3 separate regions of the Mus musculus genome follow, and regions 1 and 2 are each linked to region 3. The links are chromatin loops, found by intact Hi-C in ENCODE. Cell type or tissue: heart. All regions are shown on one strand.

Evidence for each region. Hi-C counts contacts between places; a loop is a spot of excess contacts. Peaks named below come from ENCODE experiments on the same cell type or tissue, not always from the same donor. Only the 100,000 strongest peaks of a DNase experiment are listed, where the experiment ranks them.
Region 1: a loop joins it to region 3, with 8 times the contacts of the local background. A loop is called at or near these places in 3 of 42 quality-filtered maps.
Region 2: a loop joins it to region 3, with 3 times the contacts of the local background. A loop is called at or near these places in 2 of 42 quality-filtered maps.

What each region holds. Positions count from the first base shown.
Region 1 is chr3:85,513,843-85,521,842 of GRCm38, reverse strand. No RefSeq gene overlaps it. Among named protein-coding and RNA genes, the nearest start is that of Gm31419, 26 kb to the right of the region's middle. In heart, no CTCF peak of the experiment used is centred here; DNase peaks (open chromatin) are centred at 2,972, 3,552 and 6,892; H3K27ac peaks cover 4,149 bases.
Region 2 is chr3:84,924,069-84,932,068 of GRCm38, reverse strand. All of the region lies in intron 4 of Fbxw7 (F-box and WD-40 domain protein 7), which reads right to left. Among named protein-coding and RNA genes, the nearest start is that of Gm40080, 50 kb to the right of the region's middle. In heart, a CTCF peak has its summit at 3,964 (motif pointing right); DNase peaks (open chromatin) are centred at 2,678 and 6,688.
Region 3 is chr3:85,208,870-85,216,869 of GRCm38, reverse strand. No RefSeq gene overlaps it. Among named protein-coding and RNA genes, the nearest start is that of Gm31096, 91 kb to the right of the region's middle. In heart, no CTCF peak of the experiment used is centred here; DNase peaks (open chromatin) are centred at 1,749 and 3,739; H3K27ac peaks cover 1,079 bases.

The DNA of each region.
Region 1 (8,000 bases), 300 kb before region 3:
ACTTCTCCCCTGCCTCAGGTCTTTTAAACAGTTGCATATCCTAAGCTCCTACTTCCAGCCCCTTCACAATCTCCCTAGATCTTTCTAACCATGAATGATGTCATTGTCTACATTCCATTATTCCTGAGTCTTCTTCTATAAAGAGCATAACCACTTTAGTGAAGGCCAGAAACCTATTTTTATCAGCTCCCTGGATGCATCTGAACAAATGCCCCGTGCTACCTCAAATTTAAATGCACTGAACTCATTACATCCTCCACAAAATCTGTTTCTCCTCCTGTGTTCCCAATCTTAAACACCACCATCTTCTCAGTCACCTAAGTTAGGGACTTTGAAGTCATATACAACACCTCCTCCTCAATTCCAAGGCTAGTTGCCCAATCTGGGTAAATGTAGCTCTAACACACACACACACACACACACACACACACACACACACACACACAATCTGTTTGCTCTAGCTCAGGTCCACAGCTCCTCTTGCTTAGCTTTTGGTGAGCACCCCTGGCTTACAGACAGGTGCTTTCTTCTCTGTCCCCGATGAAGGAGACAGGAAGCTCTGTTGTCCTTTCCTCTTCTTCTAAGGACAGTCACTCCACCATGAAGTCTCTAGACTCTTGACTCCATCTAAACCCAATTATCTTCCAAATAGCCTCTTTTCAAATGTTGTCACACTGTAGGGGCTTGGGGTTTAACATGTGGCTTTGCGTCGAGCACAAACATCTAGTCCCCAGAAGGGTTTTGCATGAATGGCCTCATCAGTCCTCTCACGTTGTCTTTTCTCCCCTCTCCTCCATGTCTTTTAGATTCATCTTTCTGAAACACAGAAATGATACATTACTGCTTCTGGAAAATCTTTCAGTGACAGCTCTCTGCATTGCCTAACCATGGCACCTGCAGCAGGGCTGCATCCAGGCTTAGTCAGTCTGTCCATCTTAGCTTCTCCAAAGATTCAGTCCTTCTATCCACCCTCTCTTCCTGTTCCACTTGCTCAGGCTCTTTCCCCATCCAGTTATGGCTCTCCTCAAATGTTCACATAGAATTTGAAAAGCCTTCCCCCAGATAGCATTGCTCGCTTATTTGTGATTTATATATCAGTGGTTTCAGAATTTGATCGTATATTAGAATGGCATATAGCACCTATAAGAAAGACATGTGCACGCGTGCACACTCACACACACACACACACACACACACACACACACACAGAGGGGGGATTGTAAATAAGATATGTAGGATTATAGAGTACATAGAGATAAAAAGATTCATTATAAGAATTTTATTGTAGGAATCATAAGACTAAGGGGCAGACAAGCCCAAGCCAGATGAAGGCCCCTGAGAGCCACTTGCTGTGGCTCTGGTCTCAAAGCCTGCAAGTTCATAACCCAGGAAGGACCACTGTTTCGGGTCAGGTCTAAAGTTGAAAGAAAACCTGCATCCCAGCTCAAAGGCAGATACAAAGGATAATTTCTTCTTTCTTAGGGAAGAAGGGTGGCCTTTCTTCTATTCAGGCCTTTAACCAGTTGGATGTAAACAACTTGCTGAATTTAGTTTATCAATTTAAATGTTGAACTCCTCCAAAATCACACCCCATAGAAATACCTATGGCCATCCCATGGGGCAATCAAAATTAACCAGTATAGCTGAAGAACTATTAAAATGGGCTAATTCTACCGGGTCTGATTGTAGGAGTTTTCATGGTACGAGGAAAGCTTGGCTATCAATATATTTTAACTTTTTCTTACAACCAAGGGAACGAGCCAAGTAAATTTTGTACCTGTGGGCACTATTGGAGCCAATCAATCCCCTCTGTTGAAGTCCTCACTCCCAATACCCGAGAATTCAGTCCTATTTGGAAGCAGGATTGCTGAGGTACCATTAGTTGAGATAAGATCGTAGCAGTATGGGGTAGGTGCAACCCACTGTGACCAGTGAGTGTCCTTGTAAGAGAAGAAGCTGAGTTTAGTGGGGCACACCTTTAACCCCAGCACTTCGGGGACAGAGGCAGGTGGAACTCTAACAGGCCTAGACCAGCCAGGACCACAGAGGAACAGAGAGATGACTATGTGACAAAGAAGGCAGAGACTGAAGTTTGCAGCTACAATCCAAGGAGTGTCCAGGATTATGAGCAAACCACTGGAACAGTGGTTCTCAGCCTTCCTAATGCCCCGGCCATAACATTATTTCTTGGCTCCTTCATAAGTGTAATTTTGATCCTGCCGTGAATCATAATGTAAATATCTGATATGCAGGCTATATTAAAAGCAACCACTAAAGTGGGCATGACCCATAGGGCTAAGAATCACTGCACTAGAAGCTGTGTAGAGGCAAGGAAGGATTCCCAATGTGTTCAGAAGAAACAAGGCCCTTGAAGACTACATTTATGGTTGGCCAAGCAGTATTTGTTGTCTTATTATGATGTCCTCGCGAAATCAACAAAATAATAAGATAAAGGGAGCCCTAAAAGGTGGTTTGCTGACTCTTATGGGGAGGGAGAGTGGAGTAAGCAAAGACTGCTCATTCCTTCTCTATGGGTTGAAAGACATTTTCCTCCCTCCTCCTCCTCCTCCTCCTCCTCCTCCTCCTCCTCCTCCTCCTCCTCCTCCTCCTATCCTTTAGTTTGGGATCTTTCATATCTAATACCCTATGACACATAACAGAGTCTGTCTAGATGAAGAGCTTTTCAGAAAAGACCCCTTAAACTGACAGCCAGTGTCATCTCCCAAGCTGATCAGAGATCAATTAGAAATCAAAAAGCAGGGTATTTGGTATATCGATTTATTCTTCCTTCCCCAAAGAGCTTCCCCGTGTGGGGATCATCCTCAGAGCCCACGTCAGAGTCCCTAAAGCTGAAGCAATTGCAGTAGGCCCTGTCAAGGTCAATGAGAGGCGCTGCCTGCTCAGCCATCTGCCCCTCGCTCCTTGACGTCTTTTTAAATTAAACCCCACACCCTGTGGTAAAATTGCTCTCGCTCTATAAATAGCAGGCTTGGCTTGGCTTGCCCTGCAAATGCTGCAGAGGAAGGGTGTCAGAGCAAAGAGAAAGGAAGGCCACAAGCCCAAGGGCACATCTCTCGGTCAGATGACTGCAGTCTCTGAGGAAACCCAAGAATTCTCTGTGTAAAGCCTCCTGTTCCCCCTTCTCTGGTGACTTCCTTGTCTACGATCTCTCCTGTACTGGAGTGAACCATCCTCTTTCCCTTTCCTCCATATTTTCCAGATTGAATTTGTCTTGGACCAGGAGATTGCTGCTGGGTTACTGTACATATACTCTCTGTGGACCTGGGACATGCTTCTAATTTCAGTCCCAATCGTTACTGAGTTAAAATGGAAGCCGTCCACAGACACACATGGCTCCTAGTGCTTCCTATGGCCACGCTGCTATAGTAGGGAAGTACAGTTTCATAATGCACTGGCCTGAGTTTTTATAGCCTGTTGCAGCCTCATACCTGCTCCCTGGGCAGGACTCAGATAGCTTCCTAAAGTCCCCTGCATGATTATCTATAAACTCTCAACCCACCTGACTAGAGGCACTTTCCTTCTGTTGGCTGCCACACTTGGGTCACCTCCTCAAGGCTGTCACCACTCCATAGTCAATAAGTCCCTGCCAGAATTTCCTGGGCTGTTCTTCAAGTGTTTGGCTCTTTCTAGTCCCCACTGCTCCACAGTTCACATTCTTCCCACCTCTCTGTCCACCCTGAGACCTTCCCACCCTAGGCCTCATCATTGGCTATGTGGCAGTTGTACAGTCCAGAGCCTGCTTTTGTGCCCCACAGTGTAATGGGGATGGGGGTGGTGAGCTTTGTCTAGGGACAGGGGTCCTGGCTCTACCACAGAGACTCATATTCTGACCTCTAATTCTTTCATCTTGGAAAAGAGACCTACCTCCAGTTCCTTATAATGGTAACTTCTCCCAGGTAACTTCTCAAAAAACAGTAGATACAGAATGCAGAGGTCGAAGGCTGGATGTGTCCCTGGACTCACAGATCCTGAGAAGGTCTCCATGTCTTCTCCTCTCATCAGAAGCTTCCAGTTCTGGGATGGCTCTGAGACCACTGTCTTCACAATGTTCTGCCCGCCCTATGCTCACCAGCTTCCCCTCTCTGGGATTGGAAAAGCCAGACAGCGGCACTGGCAAAGTGGCTCAGTGCTAGAGCTACTGCTGCCAAGCCCAATGACCTAAGTTCGATGCCTGGAACCCATTTCAGGGGCAGAAGGAACCAACTTCCCAAGTTCTTCATGATCTCAACGTGTGTGGTGTATGTGTGCCCCTAAGCCCTGCCCACCAACCAACAAATGAATGTGAAAGGAATAGCAAGCAGGCAGGGTAGAAAGGTCAGTGTATTGGAATGCCCCAGATGTTCTGGGTCACCTCTCTAGGCAGCTAAGAAGGGCTGTTTGCAAAACTTCTGTGCAGAATTGCTTTTCAAAGTGTTTGGCTGAGTAGAACAGGCTAGTATCCCCAGTAAAGGAACTTGTAAAAAATTCAGACTCCCAGGCCCCTTGATCTACCAAATCAGAACCTTGTTTCAACATTGTCTCTGGAGTCTTAGGCACACCTTTCGTGTGCTGACTGGATGCCCTTAGGACTGTCTTTGCAGCTGAGTGGAGCGCTCGTGTGTGCAACCGTCTGGGGCAACAGAAGCCTTCGGAGTCCCTGGTACGGCTATAGAGACACCTTTAAGAATGTGAACCCGCTAAGAGCATTTAGAGGTTATCAACGTGTCAGCAAAGCAACCTCTTTATGGGGATCATTTAATTAATGTTAATTGCTCTTGGCCTATTGTGTGGCTCTGGCAGGATTTACGGAAAATCACCATTATCTACAACCCCATAAAAGACTCATTGCTTTTAGAGGCCTTGTAACTCATGCCTGGAGACACCTCCTGATACTTGATGTATTACCCAGATGTACAAATACTGCTGGTGTTTGCATACTTCTCAATGATGTTCAGGCCCTTCATGGGGTGGGAGAGTTGGGGGGGTGGAGATTAGAGAGTGAGGTGTGGCCAGCTGAAGAACCCAGTTCTTCACCTGCAACACACCGAGTAGGGGAGAATTCACTTGAGACAGAGAAATGATTTTTCGAGTTTTCTTGCCCAGTTCAATGCTTTCAAGGCTCATGTTAAGTGGTGTTGTGGCTGCCTTCAGCCCAGTGGATGGTGAGCACTGTCTGCACACTGTTGTTCCACCTCACCCTTTTCTTAGTGTCTCATGGGTCAGAGAGAGGGAGAGGTGGGCTAGAGACAGAAGTGGCGACAGATGAAGGCTCTTGAAGAGTCTCGGCTTGACTATAGGGAAACTGTGCCCTTCCCATGCTGGCATCTGTGCAACTGCGGCTGCTGCTGCGGCTGCTGCTGCTGCTGTTGCTGCAGGGGATTAGGGGTAGCCAGTCTCCCCGAGGTGTGCAGTCACGGTTCTCTGAGAAAATGAACATGTTTGCCTTTAAGCACTGGTCTTGGTCCTATGCTCTCCTTTCTCTTACTGTCTCTATTGGCTTCATCTATAACAACACAGAGTTGCGTTTTGAATTCATTCACACTCTGTTTCAATTACCTTCCAGGGTAACTTATCTCCCATATTTATTCCCCTCCTGAGAGGACTTGAGCCTCTGAAACTTTCATTCCTCATGCTTTGCAGAAGCATTCTCACAGTTATTCTTCCTGGCAGAAAGGCTATCTTACTTTTGTGGCAGAAGAGCAGGGGGTTGGGGAGGGGCAGGGGGCGCAATAAGAGGAAAGAAACAGCGGGACTGCAAACTCCTCCCCTCAAGGCTGATGTATAATAGAACATGCGCAGAAAAGTGCTTGCTGTACAAATGCCCCGATCTGCTTAGAACAGATCTCCAATGCACTTCCTGAGAAGTGCTATTTTTCTTAATATACTGCCTCTATGTCTACCACTGTCCACATGGTCCTGGCCAAGTTCTTTGTTTTGGGACGACAGAATCTTGAACTCCCAGCCCCTGCATTCTAGACTATGATGGCCATCTATGTAGCACTTTTAGCTTTGGAAACAATTTCTTTCATGGTTCTAAAGACTTCTTTACCCTAATGTTTTCCATCCCCTCTCCAAGCTCAGAGCCTCACTGGCTTGCTCAAGACCAACTCCTGCACGTCTTACCTGAGTAGGCCTTAGTCTGGATAAGGGTCGTCAGTTCTTCATTTACCTTTTTCATTTCCTACATAAAATCATGTGAATTGGGTGGGTCTGATATCCTTAAATTTTTTATTACCCTTGTTTATTTATTGTGTGTGAGACAGAGAGGGGGAGGGGAGGGGGAGGGGGAGGGGAGGGGGAGAGGGAGAGAAGAGAAGAGAAGAGAAGAGAAGAGAAGAGAAGAGAAGAGAAGAGAAGAGAAGAGCCTAAGACTGCTAGTGCATGGCTAAGATCAAAGGGACAACAGGAGAACTTACAGGCATCAGTGCTTGTCCTACAACATGGGTCCCAGGAATCAAACTCAGGTAGGTATTCAGGCCAGTGACAATTGTCTTTACCTGTTGAGCCATCTCACCTAGCCTGGTCTAGTATTTTTATACCCATTTTCACAGATGAAGAAACTAAGGTTAGGGAGCAGACCTGGAACTGGAATGAACAGCTTGGACTGAGCAGAGCAGTTGTTGTCACTCAGTGTAACTAACCCCAGCATGGTGGTCCTGGGCTCCAGTTTTGAGGTACCAAAGTGGCGATAGGACTGTGTTCCCTTACTGGCCCACCCCACCAGGTCTTCTGCTGTGCAGTGCTACCCTGTTCGAGCCAGGAGGTGAAGGTCAGGACTTCATTGTGCATGACATTCCCTCTTGAGTTTGGTTTGCTGTCCTGGCACGGGGTGGAACATCTGGGTGCTGCCCTGACAGTGTGGAGTGTCTACCGATCCATCTGCAGCCTTCCCCAGCTAGCTTCCTGCAGGGGCTCTGCTTCCCCTCATCTCCCAGGCTGCGTGGTGATTTGGGTGAATGACCCACTTCTGTGACCTCAGAGGCATGTGCCTGCCATCTGTGGACTCTCGCCCCAGTGAGTCCTATTCTCGGAAGCCCGGTCTCACTGTCACTTGTCATTTGCTCTGCATCCCAGCTTTGTGTCGGCTGATAATCTGGAGATCCGAATTTCTGTCATTTCACTCTTTCCGTCTGCAGACGAAATGACAGAGATCCTGTGTCTCCCAGAAAGGAAAGACAGGAAGGCCTCACTCACTCACCCACCTACCTACGTGATACGAAGCACATACCCTATCCACAGCTCAGTTCTGAATGCAGGGGGCATAAAGCTGGTCATGGCTGACAGCCTTGACTTCCAGGAACCCATGTGCTAGCCGCCCATCCCCCCAGTGAAGCAAAGCAAAATGGGCAGGAAGGGATTGTCCTGAATATTAAATTTCTTCTACATCCCATTAGACCTGAGCCCCACGGCAGGACTGGAACCAGTCTCCTTTTGCTGAGAAATCCCTAGCTCCCCCGTCGACTGGGCCAGAGGGTGCTTAGGAAGGACTGAATGTTTCGCTTTGCATTATTGAGCCTGATTCTCTACCCTCGGTAAGTCACATGATCGTTGAACAAGAGGAAGCGCCTACCTCCCTCCTCTAGATGTTTCACTTCGGGCTGTACCTTATGGCTTGCTTTGATCAGTGGCATTCAGGAGAGGAGGCAATGAGTTGAGTTCTGAATCTACTGCTAAGCGCTGCTTACACATTTCTACTCTTTGGATCCCGATTGCTGTCAAGAGAAGATCTCATTTTGGCTAGCCCACTGACCCAAGGAATGTACAGGATGGTAAAGATTCAGATCCAGACCTGCAGTGTAGAGCTGCCTTCCTTCCCCAGGATAGCCCCACCTACCTTAACCAATTCAGTCAAGCCACAGCGAACAAGCAATCAGCCAAGATCGCCATGCCACGCCAGCTGTGCCTGCTCGCCATGCCACGCCAGCTGTGCCTGCTCGCCCAGGTGTGCAAAATAAGGAGGTGGTATTTTAAGACACAGAAAATGGGAATGGCAGCATTAT
Region 2 (8,000 bases), 280 kb after region 3:
TTAAATTTTTGTATAGACCTGTATAGGAGCTTCTATTTTTAGCCAGTGCCTTGCATGTTAGAGACTGTAGTTTCCCCAGGAAACTCCTGATTTCTACTCTCTTCACTCATGTCTGTACAAAGTACTCAGGAAGAAAAAGACTGGTAGGACTTTAAATTGCATATTACGTGGTAAGCAACTTGCAAAAGACAATGTTTCTATATCCTCACTCAATGCTGTTTCTAGATCAGCTCCTACCACAATACTGACCTTCGTCTTCCGAGTATTAGGTCTTTGTCTCTTTTAGCCTTTTCTGGCATTTTCAAGCCCTCATGCCTCCTAAATGACTCTTAAAAGTACCTCCTAAAGGACTACACTGAGTTTTTGTTTTAGCCTTTACTTTCAAAATTGGTAAGTAGTAATTACTTTTAAAATTAAGTGTCAAACTATATCTGAGTTTGGTTAAATTTAGAAAATGAAATATTCAAAATCACAGCTGCATAGTCATTTGAAAACACAGTAAACAAAAACATGCCATGCTCCTAAGAGTACGAAAACTCCTAGAAGAGACTCCAACTTTAACAGCTTTTTCAACAAAACCAGTCCTACAAATCTGTACACTACCTTTCTCCTGCGTATCCCCTGCAGCATAAAAAGTATTGGAGTCAGCCCCTGTGGTCTGAGTGGATAGCCCAACTGAAGCCACCAAGTGTTTCTACAAAGTGTCACACAGCACCACTGAGCAGCCCAAACCAGGCCACGGGCAATGGTAGAACAGCGAGTGCACTGGAGTTAAGGATAATGGACGAGGACCACTAGGGCACAAAGAAGCACAGCGCCTGGAAGAAGGTGCAGCCAGCCAGCCAGGCTCCACCGTGAGGTCTTGAAAGAACCTGGGGACAAAAATCCATGCGTAACACAGGGGGGATGATGTGTGTTAAAATGTTTTATATTTATCTCTGCTGAAGAGATACTCGTGTGTGTTTATATATTCAGCTGAACATTCTGGAAACAGACACTGAACTGTGTAGAAACCAAGTTGAATTGCAGTTGGCCACCTTAAACAAGAAAACTGCTGAAACTAAGATAGTCAAGTTAATCATGGTGGAAATGGAACTCAGCAGAGAGAGGGAGGAAGGGTAAGCCTAGAAAGTGGCTAATGGGCAAAGCTATGGCAGATGTGACCTAAGTAACACTGGGTAAGAAGCAGGCAAGTGTCTCCGGCAGCTGCTGCAGCTCGCAGGAGAAGGACTCTCGTAGTGGAGATTATTAATAGCAGTACACTTTGGGAGAGGCCACCATTAATACTATAAAAATATCTCACTAAAATCCAGGAGTGTAAGAGTATAATATGACATAAAAACCAAGACATCTATCAGAAGACCAGCAATAAACAGACAATGTTGAATCAGAAATACATTTTTAAAATCACACATGTGGACAATCTATTTGGACAAAGACACAGAAACATAGCTATGAAAAGAGTAGAAAATCCTTACAGTTGGAAATAATACAGGTGACAAGTCTCTGGCAAAGGTCCTTTTCCACAACAAAGATCATCACTATGAACAAATAATTTTAGATTTCTTCTTATGCTTTCTTCATGGAGTATGATGACATGTACTTAATGGAAATATTGGAACTGACATCACCTAAGTGTAATGTCCCTAAAATGTTTACATAGGAATAAACAGACATATATGTTTTACAGTAAGGTTAGATGGGCCCTGTGGTATTTTAAAATTGGTACAATTTTCGGTAAAACAATTCATTACTACCTACCAAGAACAGAATAAAGTTAATTCTTTACCAAGTAATCCTACATCTACAAATCTGTGCATAATAATATGACTAAAAATTTTTTGTATACACATGGCCAAAGCATGTCACTATTCAAATTAGCAAAGAAGAAGAATACTGCCACATTCACGTGGCAGATCAGACACTTACCAGTACTCACAGTCTTGGAGAAACACAAGCAATACAGTAAGAATGGGTCTAACTGCCAATTTTGCGTAAAAATAATTAAATATTTAAAATTATTGTTTTGGTTGTTTCTGAGCAGTAAAATTACTAATAATTTAGGAAGTTATAAAGAAAGTATTTTATTTTGCATACAATAAGCATGTCCTATTTTTGAGATGTAAGTTGTTCAATGAAAATAAAATTTACTACATAAGCTACTCAATCCAGATAATTTGGGGAGATATCACATTTCTAAATTCAGAATTCATACTTTTGCTTTACCAAGAAAGGCCTTCACGATTGTGGTACAGTTTTTAGTAACACACACAAAAAAAATCTCTATACATATGAAAATTTTACTATAAACGGGATCATTAGACATTCTTCCTAAAAACAAAACAAAACAAAAAAATAAACAAACAAAAACCCAATACATTTTCTTAATAATTATGGCAGGCCTTTTCTGAAAAATTAACTGGCTGGTCTAAAGTCCACTAAAAGAACAAGATTAAAATTATATACAACCTAAACTAACTGAAGTCTATACATACAAAACCAACAGCCCATTAGGTTATATTTGAAAAAACACTAAAAATTTTAATACAGCTTTGTCTCTATTAATGGCACAGTGATTAAGAACAAATCCTAAACCAAAGCAATGTTGCTGAAGAGGTGCTGTGTCACTTTGTCCTTGTCCAAAGCACTGACTGAGGCCGTGGACAGGAAGGACAGTGCGCCAACGTGAGGGAGCCCTGCCTGTCTCAATGGCTGCCAGGTGAACTCAGCTGACTAGGTGTGATCCCTGGCTAACAAGGCAACAGAGAACAATCCAACCACTGACATAAACATTTCAAAATTTCAATGAGTAAAACTGTCTCAATGTGTAGCTTAAGTTAAAAATCTTGAAGGTGATTATACAAGACATTTTAAGCATATTACAAATGGACTGTAATATGCTCCCAGACTTATCTTCCAAACCTAATTATCACAGCAGCTGAAAAGTGCCAAGCATGTTAGGAAAAGGTGTATGTAGATAGACCACAGAGATAGTGGAATGCCAGGAGGTAAGATCACTGCTCAGGATCACCACAAAAACTGGGAGACTCACCTGTTTGAGTCCCTGGTCTACAGCATTCAGCTCACACTTAAGTCAATAAGGACCGAAATGGCTCATGATAGTAGTCACCCAGTAACACAGTTCCTAGGCTACTTACTGGGCTCTTTAAAGTCAAACATGGTGATACACACAACCAAAGCCTGCTACTAGAAAGGGTACAGCAGAAGAATTTCTAGTTCAAGGCCAGCCTGAGCTGTCCAGTAAGACTGTCTCAAAACATAAACACAATGAACAACAGAGAAGGACCTGTGAGTGTTTTCCCACACTCACTGCCTGCGCCCAAGCCCTACCCCACTTAGTCTTCCACGCTGAATGAGCACACCAGATGTTTAAGAATCTGATCTAAACCAACAACTGCCTATCAAAAGAGTAACACATAAGAGAAATTCTACAGGAACAGTCTAGATACTTGAGTGTTCCAAAGCTGGAATGAGTGAATAAGTGAGATTTATACATTCTAATATTAGCTGTAAGAATGGTTTTCTTCTAATATACTAACAATAAGATTCACCAATATTTCTCTTGCTAAAAAGAAAAATCAATTCTGCATTCTTATTTTAGATGTGACCAAAATGTAGAAAAATAATGAAACTGGAATTTTAGAATGTTACTGATGGTACTACCATAATTAAAAGCATTCCAGTTTCAAGGGAAAATAAAGCAACTCGTACATCATTTCTGTTCTCCTAAAGGATAATCAGAGCTTCTTAAAATTATAAGTTAAAGCCCCAAATCTTCTTTATATTAAGAATTACCTATGGAGTTTATTTTTTAAGATTACTTTTGCAGGTAGAGGTGTGTGTGTGTGTGTGTGTGTGTGTGTGTGTGTGTGTGTGTGTGTACAGGGAGTCTCTGAATGTGAATGTGGGTTCTTATGAAGTCCAGTAGAGGGTGCCAGTGGGCCATGAACTACAGGTAGACTGTGCACCATCTGACGCCTGGGGACCAAACTTTTGGCCACTATTATGAGAGCAGTCTGCACTATTAACAATGGAGCTATGGCTCCGGCCCCCTAAGGAACTGATTTTTACCAAATATTCTAGCTGATGGGTTCCTTAATGCTAAAGTACTCAATAGTGACTGATTAGCAGCTAGTTTATTATTTGTTATTTACTGTTACGAAAAACTTTAATCTTCACACACATTAGGTGAGAGCCTAGAAAAACTGATAAATTAGACTACCCTCATAGTTATGATACTTTGATAAGATAAACACATTTTCTTTTAAAGAGAGAGAGAGATGAAAGTTAAAAAATATAGCTATAATTATAGTTTTAAAGAATTTCCCACAATTTTCATAGGTCATGCTTTCGATTTTGTTCAAAACAATAGCTCCCCACAAATAGCAGCCGAGTCAGCACCTCTGGAAGGGATATGATGCTCTCCAAGACATCTGGCATAAAATAAGAGCAAACTATATGGTACTCCAGAAGAGTTCTCTCATAAACACTTAAAATATCTAAACTAACAAAGATAATGAAAATCCATTTAAAGTAACCAAATGTGGAAAGAGAAGGTCTCCTAACTCTGAGGTTTCCAGGAGTCAGAGGCAATGAGTCATGCCACACTCAACACTGTTTTTATAAAACAAAGCCTGGACATTCTGATTAAGACTGTTTCAAATCGTTAGCCATGTTCTTTATTTCTAATTTTCTAGTACAACTTTTATTCCCATACATAGTTTTATCTTGGCACGCAGCTGCACGGCCGTAACCTAAGCAATGTCAGAGCAGTGACATGAGAAAACCTGCAGGAAGCCCTCAAGGTCCTCGGCAATGGGTCCTTCAGGATCAGCTTCTGTGCAGTTTCCAAACAAACGCCCTGTGACATAAAGTCTCCTGCAAGCTAAAACTCCGTATGTTCTTTACAAAATAAGAACAAGAGAAGAGAACATTATTAACTTCGCTATTAATACTTCAATTGTTTAATATGTTTTTATGTTTGCTAATTTTTGTCTTTTAAATTATTTGTGTTGGTATTTTCTTTTACAGAAGGAGTAAACTAATCGCTTATTTTACGAATGACATTACAGCTGTCAGAGGCTTCTTGTAAAATCTCAAATGCGAGCAGTGACCTCACTCCACAGCAGCTTTCAAACTGACAGGTGAAAGACAAGGAAACCATGAAGACAGAACAAATAGAAAAGGAAGAAGAGAAGAAATAGGACAAGAGAGCACTTTGGGTTCTTGTTTCAAAATTTAGAAGACATTGTTTTAACTTCATTTTCCAACATGGCTGCCACTTATTAAGATAGAAGTTGAAATCACTCAAAAGGAACTAAGCTAATTAGAAAAAAATTACAAAGCTTTCCTATATCTCAGTAAATGCCACTATACAGACAAAAGTGTTTTCTAGTGATGTGGATTATTCTCCTTGTCCCCTGCAGTTAAAAAATTAAAGTAACTATAAGAGATGTAAGAACAGAAAACATTGATTAAACAAGTTCTCATTTACTTCCAAAGAAACAGACAGACAGACATAGACACACAAACAAACTTATGTGTTTGGGCCTACTGTGTTCAGGACCATAAACATATTTCATATGTATAAATACATGACTCTAGTAAATAATTCAAAATGGCAACAGCAGCTAGGTCAGAAGAAACACATATTGCTAATACTACAGCCCCAGTGCGTCATACTGAAAAACACCCTTGGACCTTATGCTGATTATACAGTAACACGAGTGCTGCAAAGTCCAAGACATTCGGGATATCACCCAACCATGTGCCGCTTCTGTTTCAGAAAACAACTGACATCTCTTCTAACCCATGAAGTTTTAATTCATGAAAGAGTTTGTAAAAATAGCCCAGCTTTACGGGCCCAAGAAGCCTACAGACCTGCCTGGAGTGTTCTTTGCACTAGATGCTGCGTTCCCACATGTAAGGAACATACCAACAGCAGTTTGGCCTCCCAGCAAAATAAAAGCTACACAACTTTCTAACATTTATCAGCATATTTCAAGACATACCGTTTTCACATTTACCAGTTTGAAATAAGTTTACAGGATTCTAATCTCATGAAAAACAGAGGAGACGAAAGGCAGAGAGGGTGCCCCTGCCCGGCTCTTGCTGTGTAAGTTTTCCCTAGCCACACAAAGCATCGTTAGCTCTCCTCACAGACAACACACAGGCGATCGGAAGCAGTGCTTTACAGGAAGAGAAACAGCACTTAATAAACAGTCGTGCTTTAAATGTTACAGACTTACCCGTCTTCGACAAAAAGGCAGACCCTGGGCAATAATGCTAATGCTAAATATCTTCATCACAGTCTGATGTGGCAGAGGGTCTTTTGCACTTTTGAGATCAACAGGAACCAAGCCATGGTTCACAGGAGCTTTTCCAGGTTTTGACATTTTAAACTCCTCTTGGTTGATGAACACTCTCAATATGTACTACAGGCACATTACTAAAACACTCACAACCAAACTGAAAAAATGACTAGTAGTTTTAAAAGGCTGAGAATCCAAGGCCTGTTGCCGTTTTTGTCTTCCAACCTTCTCTTTGCGAGTGTCCTGACCTGTCTGAGGCTTGGTGAAGTGCAAACTGTCCTAGAATAGCCAGGAATTATAAACTCCTGAAGTGAGCACTCCTGCTCCTGCCAGTCAAACAGCTGGTGAGCTCCCACAGCAAGTGAGCAGTGCAGACAGGAGCAAAGCAGGGCTGGGCTGCGGGGTCCTGGGAGCGTTCCAACTAAATAACCAAGGTGCTCCCTAGAAAGTGGAAAGTAAGAGTTCCTTTTCAAAATTCAACACACACACAACTCTATGTTCTCTTAAGTCTTCCTTTCTCAAACGTCACCATAAGTGTCTGAAGAATGCTTTGAGTCTATTCAAACTTCAGGAGTGTTGATGCATGCTGAAAACAGCTTGCTTGTTCAGCCTCCTCTGCATCAAGTGACTGACCTTACAGACCAGTCTCCTGCTCACCAAGACAGCAAACATACCCTACCGCTCTCTCGCTGTTAATAACCTCAAATTATCTTACTAGAAATTATCAATCTCAGTTCCTCTGTAGTTCTGAAACAGTTCCTGAGTCCATTATAATAGCCACATGACTGACTGAAGGCACATAAATTGTTTATTATTTATAAAATGAACGATGATAGGCAGTGATCACAGTACGATGTCACTTCTCAGCAGAAACATGCTCTAAGAAACCCATGGCAGTGTGTCCCTGTCACCGAGTACTCTGACACAGAGGTGACTGAAATGTTGGATGGTAGGTGGGGATTCTCTGTGCTTAACCCCTCCAACATATCAATTAGACAACCCTTCCTAAAACGCAAAGGACTGGGCTATAACATCTACGTTTAAAGAACTTTCCATTGCTCCCTAACGCCCAAGGTAAACTTGAGAGGCAACGACTCTACCTGAAAGTATTCTCAAACTATTAGTTGCAGTGTAATCTTAAATATTTCCTTAAACGAACCACTCAGGTCGACCTCGATCCTGCAGCCAGAAATGACCTGGAACTGGTGATTCTCCTGCCTCTAACTCCCAAGTGCTAGAATTACAGGGTGAGCCACCTTGTCTGGCTTCTTCCCCCAGCCCCTCCCACTTTGGAAAGCTCAATGTTACTCTATCGTAAGTAGACTAATGAGCAGAAAAGACAGTTTGTACACAAGAATTATTCCTAGCCCGATCCGGATGTTATGTTCTTAAACCAGGTCTTTCTCTCTAATATCAAATTTGAAATGTAGCTTAAAGTGCAAACTTGCTGGCAGTATGTAGGGGAACTGGAATATGATGGAAAACACTGTAACTGCGATGGGAAGTGGTATGGCAGCTCCCCAAACACTGCCCACAGTCAAGGGGTCACTCCAAATTTCCACTTCTGGACATGGACATGGACATACACACGATTTAAAAGCAGGAACTTGACTAGAAGTACCATGAGTGTAGCAACATTATTCACAACAATCACAACATGGAAATAAT
Region 3 (8,000 bases):
AATGATGGGTCTGGGGCACTCTGCAGAGGATGCTAAGCTATGTGGTGGCTACTGCTGTGAATGGGAGCATGAATTAGGTGATGCACAGGAGATGGGAGGGAACAGTTGTGTGATCTCAGGCAATGGCACTTACTTAGCCTTCAACCTCACTTTCCCACCCATAAAGCAGGAACTGCCTATGATCTAAGGACCTGTTAGAACTGTTCACTTGTGTCCCCTGTCTCCCCCAAATGTGGATTGAGCTGGACATTGTGCTCAGTGCTGGAAACTTACCAGCAAATCCAACAGACAAAAGTCCCTATCCTCAGAGTCAGAAGTTTTGTTTAGGGCAGAATGTTGATTGATAAATAAGAGCTGGTGAGCTGGCTCAGTGGTTAAGAACATTTGCTGCTCTGGCAGAGGACCTGAGTTGGAGTCCCAGCACCCACATGGCAGATCACAACTCTCTGTAACTCCAGTTCCAGAGGATCTGAAGTCTCTTCTGGCTCCACAAGGACACTAGGCACATAGGTAGTGCACAGGTATACATGCAGGCAAAAACACTCACAAGCATAACAAAAAAAAAATCCTAAAGTAAACAAAGAAATGAAATATATAACATGTTAATGCTGCTCTGTAGACACACTGTGTGTTAGTGTTGCTCTGTAGACACACTGTGTGCTCATGCATTGGTATAGTTTTAAATGAGGTAACCAAAGAAATCTCTAAAGAAGCAACTCTAAGTGCAAACTTGAAGGAGGCAGAGGCAAGCACACAGGCAGAGAGAAGAGAGCGGTGGCTCTGTGGGTAAGGTGCTTGCTGTGTAAGCAAGAGGACTTGCATTCAGATCACCAGTATCCATGGAAAAGCCAAGGAAGGTGTGGCAATGGTGGCTGGCCTAACTCTAGAGGGAGGTGGGAGAAGGCGAATCTTGGGGCTCACTGGCTGACAAGCCTTGCAGAAATGGAAAACTCCAAGTTCTGTATGGGACACATGTCAGAAAATAGTGATGGAGGAAGACACCCAATGTCTATCTCTAGCCACCACACAGCCACGTGTGGTAGAATACCCATGCACCCACATGTGTGTACAACACACACACACATGTCAGTGTGGATGAATTGCAGTATAGAACGTGTAGGGGGTAAGTGTTGGTAAGAAATGGAGTTACCATGACGTCAGCAGGCAGAGCAGATTGCATTGAGTATCAAAGACTTCAATAAAAGCTTGGCTTCTTACTGAGTCAGAAGAGAGGATGCTGAGGCAGGGGGAAGAGCATGACCTAGTTCCCATTTTAATAGAATCTTTCTGGCCTCATTGTGGAAAATAGAAGAAAGGGGACGGAGCAGAAGAAAGACCTGTCAGGCAGCTCCTGCGATGGTCTAGGTGAGAGACGAGAGACGACGGCAGTTTGAGGCAAGGTGGCAGTTGTGGAGTGGAGTAGGTTGGTTCTAGGCAACACCTATAAAGCACTCTGCATTTTCTGGGTCTTGGGAAGAACTCAGTGGGTGGTGATTGTGATGATATTATTAAAAATATATGTGAGGAAAAGTGAAGTTGGAGGCAAAAGACAGATATAACCTTCTGTGTGCCAGGCTTATCTGAATGGGAGAGAAGGGGGGAACAGAGCCAGGAACCTAGGATAATAACAGCCTGGGCATCAGGGGTAATCTCAGAGGAACTATTTTGGGACCAGGAAAAGAGATTGTTGTAAGCTTCAAAGGTACCACATGGGTGCCTCAGTGAAGGAGCTGTCCCTGAGCCAGCGCCTCCAGAGAAGCAGAGAAGGAAGTCAAGGTCAGCTAGGAGACTCTGGATCCAGGGACTGGGAGAGATAACCACGGGAACATCTTGTATTTTTGTATGATCCAAGATCCATCGAGCAGAAACTCCCTGGCAGCTGCAGCACTGCAGCAACACTTAATGCCATCTTTTTTATGCAGCCGTCTCTCCCAGTCGGTTTTCGAACAGGCAAGCACAGAGCCAGCCTGGCCTTTGAGGAGCCTGATGACTCCTTGTCCCTCCACCACGGAAGCAGATCCTGGACTACTGTATGAGAGGATTGGAACGTGAGCTGGGCACACACCAGAACAGCAGGGCTGTGGCAGGGCACCTACTGGAACCCCAGCCGAATGTCAGTCCCCTACAAGGAAGAGAACATAATGCTTGTGCACATCCTATATATACAAACATGTGCATACATGTACACACATGCACATATGAACATTCACAACTCCCTTGAGTTGTAAGGACTGACTGGCCTGTAGTCATGCCTTTACTTTGCCTCAGGCTCCATTCAGGTAGGAAAACAATGCTCTAAAGCAACAATGTAAGATAGACTTTGTAAAGAACACAGTCTACCTCTGAGATGAACCACACACACAGCCTCACTAGCTGCAAGTGACTGCTGAGCTTTTGAAAGGTGGCCAGTACAGCCGGTGGGCTGCATTTTAACATCATATTTGCATCAACTACATTTTCAATTTACAGAACCTCCTGAAGCCAGGAGTGACTCAAATGGACAGTATAGCTCTAATATGTTTACCAGCGTTAACCCTAATCTTCTCTACTAGATAAATAATGCCACCATTTGGCCAGGGGACATAGTTCAGTAGGAAAACATGCTTCCTTCACAAGTTTGAGGACCTGAGTTCAAATCTCTATTTCCATATAAGTGCTGGGTGCAATGGCCAGAGCATCTGTATTCACATCCCCTTGTGGGGATATAGGAGGTGAACATGAGAGAAACGAGAAGCTCCCAAGCTAGCTGACCTGGCAAATGGAGCAAAACAAGAAAGGGATCCTGTCATGGTGTGTATATGCTCAGCCCAGGGAGAGGCACTATTAGGAGATGTGACCTTGTTGGAGTAGGTGTGTCACTGTGGACATTGGCTTTAAAACCCTCATCCTAACTGTCCTGAAGTCAGTATCCTGCTAGTAGCATTCAGATGAAGATGTAGAACTCTCAGCTCCTCCTGCACCATGCTTGCCTGGATGCTGCTATGCTCCTGCCTTGATGATAATGGACTGAACCTCTGAACCTGTAAGCCAGCCTCAATTAAATGTTGTTCTTGGTCATGGTGTCTGTTCACAGCAGTAAAACTCTGAGACAGATCCTGTCTAAGAAGGAAGGTGAGAACCAGCAAACCGGAGATTGTCCTCTGCCTCTGCAAGTGTGTCAGTGGCACACACACACACATTCACAATCATAATGCTTGTACATATCCTATATATACAAACCTGAGCACACATGTACACACATGCACATATGTACATTCACAAGAATGTACATATACATATCTCTGGGTTTGGGGTCCTTGTTTTAGCATCCTATTGAACAGGCAAAGAGCTTAACCCAGTGAGCACTGAGCCAGCCTTTGGGACACCAGTCATTCTAATTGATGGTACCCCTATGAGCCTCGGGTCTTCCATCTTCCTCTCAGGACAATGAGAGACTCGAAGTACTCTAACATTTTTGAGATTCTTTGCAAATAAGACTGGCCTCTTACGTTGACTTTCTCTCAAGCCTCAAATCTTCTGAATAAAAGCAAATCATTTTACGAAAAAGATACAGAACATTCCAAGTCCTCCGTTCATTTCTAAATCCATGGGCAAAAAGAAAAAGCAAGTTGGCTTTTTGCCCATATTCTTTAGATTTACAATGGAAAACCTCAAGGCCAACCATAGACGAAAGTGGCAGAAGCTATCCCAGTGCCAAGCTCTGAAAATAGCAGTTGTAGCAGCCAATCCAAGGCCGGCAGTGCTACCCCACAAGGTGGAATGTTTTGCTGTTGTTTATATAACTTACCTAGGCAATTAAAATCACAGGAAGAGCGAATGACAGCTTTGGTTAGGTTGCCTTGCCTCTAGAGGGGAAGGCAGCCAGGAGCTGCAAGAATCCCCCTTAAAGTAAAAATGCTGCTCTGTTTCTCAAAACTGGCTGCTGAAGGCACTGGTCAGAACCAAAATCATGCTGCGGACTTCAGAGGCCAAGCTGGTGTTGGGATGGAAAGCGTCTCTCTTATGTAGCTGATAAAAAGGTGCCTGCCCTGACTGCTATGTCATCTCTCATTTTATCCCTTCAACGACCCTGTGATACGGCTATAAAGATTTCCTGAGTTTAAGAAACAGAGCCAAGGTCACACAGATGACAAATGACAGAGCCATAGTCCCAGGCCAGCTCACCTCCACCAGAGCTTTGGTCCTGCCTGCCCACAGATGCCTGGGCAAAACAAACAGCAGCAGGATTTGGGGGTGGGGGAGTATTTGTTCTTTAGTTAAGATTTGTGTCCTACCTACTTCCAAAGGACTTGCGGTGGCTTGGAGATGAAGCACGGTACAGGAGAAGGTGTCTAAGGACAGCGCTCTTGCTAATGAAAGGGAAAGAAGCAGAGCTTCAGACACCTGAATGAAGCAGATCCTCGCACTTGGGCATTTCATTTTGTCTCTAACTTTCCTGGCAGCTAAACCGAAAAAGAGAAACATATTGGATTGCATAGATTTGTGGTTTCTGACAGCATAGAGAATACATATTCATCTCTAGAGACAAAATGTTTCCCTGGAATTAAACCTAGGTAGGGATTCATCCTGTGGATCCTGGGCTAAAGAGCAAGGAGTGACACGGAGAGCAATTCATCTCATTTGTGAAATGAGGGGTGGCGTTAAGGTCACCTTGTAGTGTCACAAGTGCATGGACTCTTGCTAACCAGAGTTCCACAAAAGGGTCAGAGACATAGTGACAGAGTACTACTTTTGTTGGCCCTCTATAAAGACAAAAGATGTAATGTAAGCATAGCTTAGTGAAGGGCTTTCTGAGCATCCCAGACACTATGATCTGGGACTTTGCTTTCTGGAGTGAAGCAGAGCCTCCGAGAATACCAAGGATAAAGGATTCCATGGGCCATCCACCCTGAGAGACACGGTGTGTGATGGCTAATGGGAAATACAAGTAGCAAAGCCAATGAGGTAGCACTGAGGCAATAGGCTTCCATATACAGGCTTGAACCAAGATCTATGGATGTTTAGTGTATGTAGCCAGTCATTTAGAATGTTCAAAGTAGATGCTATTTCAAAGCTGTGTACTATGTGGAATGGGAAGAACAAGAAGCGTGCTTTCACATCTTGAGGCTTCAGACCTAATCCAGGGTGTCTTGACTGTGGGTCATTGGTGTTTAGAATTGATTATTTCTTTGCATTGAGAGGCTGTCCTGTGCATTGTGGAATATTGATAGCAGCATCCTTGACCTCTACCTACAACAGTAGTGGCATCCAAGAATATCTGCAAACACTGCCAAATATGTCCTGCCTGGGTTGAGAATCATTGCTCTATTATATAAGTGAAAGGGTAAAAAATACACATGGAGTAGAGAATTCTAATGATTGCATTGCAGTGAATATAAATGGTCACAGCCATCCAAATGCAGGGAACCTCTCTCTTATCAAGGAAGGCAATAAAGAAGCATGGAGATTAAAAGAAAGGGAGGGGACACTTAAGCTGAGCTTTGATGGATTTGCTTAGGTTAGCACACACACTCCTGTGAGGGAGAAATCAAGGTTGATCTGGAGATGGTGGGGGAAGGGCACTGAAGACCAGGCAGCAGGTTCAGAGCCTGATCCAAAAATCCTGGCAGAGCTCTGAAAGTTTTGAAAAGAAGGAAAGTGTCCAATCTGACCAAAGGAAACAGCAGACTGTTACATTAAGACTGAGTACTGCAGTCTGGAAGCATGAGTCTATCCACTTACTACCTATGTCAAATGTCAGTCCCTAGTGGGAATGGGACCCTTTGGAGGATTCTTAAAATGCAGAAGTAGAGCCCTCATGGATAGCATTGATGCCCTTAAAAGAGGAGCCGGGAAATCTAGCTTCCCTAGCACCCTATAAGAATACAGAAAAATGGTACCCTTTGCAAGGAAGAGGGCCTTCACCAAACATGGACCCTGTGGTACCTTGACCCGTGACTCCTCAGGATCCAGAGCTGTCTGGAATAAATCACAGATGCTCAGTTTTAAATATTTTCTTAGAGTCATTGGAATAGACTGAGACATGGAGTAAGAGTGAGAGGGGGAAAACGGGGAGATGCGAAGGAACACAGCAGTCCAGAGGAGAGGCTCAAACGTGGAGAGGCAAAACCCCACAGAGCAGGAGGTGATACACAGCAGGGAACAGCGTGGGATGAAAGAGAAGACAGGAAAGGAGCCTGCCATCGCCTGTGCGCATCACCTGCATGCATGAACCTATCAGAGCAGGGCACACATCACCTGTCTGCATGCACACATAACTCCGGCACCCACGCACCTCGAGAGACTTGATAAAACCCCCACAGTTGCTGCCTTTATAACTGTGGACTCTGCCATGAGATTGCCTAAGGGAAGAGACAAATGGGGCACGTTTCTTGCCCTGCCTTTGAGATAAGCCACCTGTGACCAAGACTGCCAGAAAAATGCCTGGAGGACTCTGAGTTTCTATGTGTGCTAGGTTGGCTTTTATGCTCTCAGTGTTGACCAGCCCTAGCTCCTCCTTCCCCAGGTCTTCCATTCTCGACTCTGCTGAGCATCGCAGAGCAGGGAGAAGCCTCTTAGGCCACAGGACCTCAGGCCTCAGTATCAGAGACATTTTAGGATCTTCCTTCCTGTGCATTGCTCTGTCAGGCTGAATAAATATTGACTATCCTATAAAACGCAAAGCCTCGTGTTTATACACCCCACGCCCCAGAGGCTGCTGACGCCCTGCCTCAGACAACACAGTGCCTGTGGAGGGCTGGGAGCCCCACTTCAGAGCACACCCAGCCTCCAGCTGTCAGGGTGGGGTCTGCTCTCCTGGGAGACAGCCTACAATAACAGCAGGCACAGAGTTGACAGGTGCTAAGCAAGCATGGTGCTTCTGTGTCCTTGGGAATGGTACAATGCACTGTACCCAGTGGGAACACTTTCGTTACAAACAGCCAAGACTAGGCCTGTGGAATGCCATAAAGAATTCTGACTCTCTCTCTCTCTCTCTCTCTCTCTCTCTCTCTCTCTCTCTGTGTGTGTGTGTGTGTGTGTGTGTGTGTGTGTGTGTGTGTGTGTCTTTGCTGCCCTGAGCTACAGACTTTGAATCTTCAGAATTGTCATCTCATGGTTCCAAGATGGCTGCTGGAGCACCAACCTAGAGGGAAGGGCTAGGGTGGTAACTTCTTTCTCCCTGATGGAAGCCCTTGTAGATTCACTTGATATTTTTCTGGCTATAGCATAGTCCCATGAGGAATCACAGGCATAGAGGGGAAGGAAACAACTATGACTGGCTTAGACCACCCATGGCTTATCCCCTGGACACTGGGAGGGAAAGCCCCTTGATCTGAGACCAGGATATCTTTGCCTGATGCAAATACTAGTTGTAGGATAGGTTCTGAGTGGACTCTGCCACCTGCTGCCATTAGCAGGGCCATGGGAAGGCAAGGTACCACTGTAAAGAATTAATATTTTCAGCAAGTGACCCTCTATGGAGTGTAATCACACTGTCTTTCTTCTCTCTCCTGAAAAACAGGGTGCCAGGCCTCTGAGGGGGCCTGGGGATCATAGGGAAACCCAGCTCCCACTCATCTATAGGAGGCAGATGCCGTTAATGAATGAAGATAAGGCTGTAGAGCCATCTGGGCCAATGTCAGAGTCTAGCTCTGCCATTTTCTCAGCTGTGTAGCCATAGGTGTCATCAAGTAAGGTCCAGACAGCAGACAGGGATCACTGCACACACGTTATCCAAAAGGACTTTGAATAAAAACACAGTTGAAGGGAATCAAGAACAAGAACACTGAGACAGCATGAAGACCTCTGCTTCAGAAGATGGCTGTCCCTAAGAGAGTGGAAGCTTATGAAGCCAATCCAGACCTCCAAGGGGAGAATGCTCACCAGGGCTGGAGTCTCCCAAGAGGCTCAGAAAAGCCGACTCAGTCTCTGCACCAAGCTGGTGTGTTGCTCATAGAGATCAGAAGCACAGAGAGATCCCTCAGGCTCCAGAGGAAGTCAGCCCATTCTCTTATGGTCTC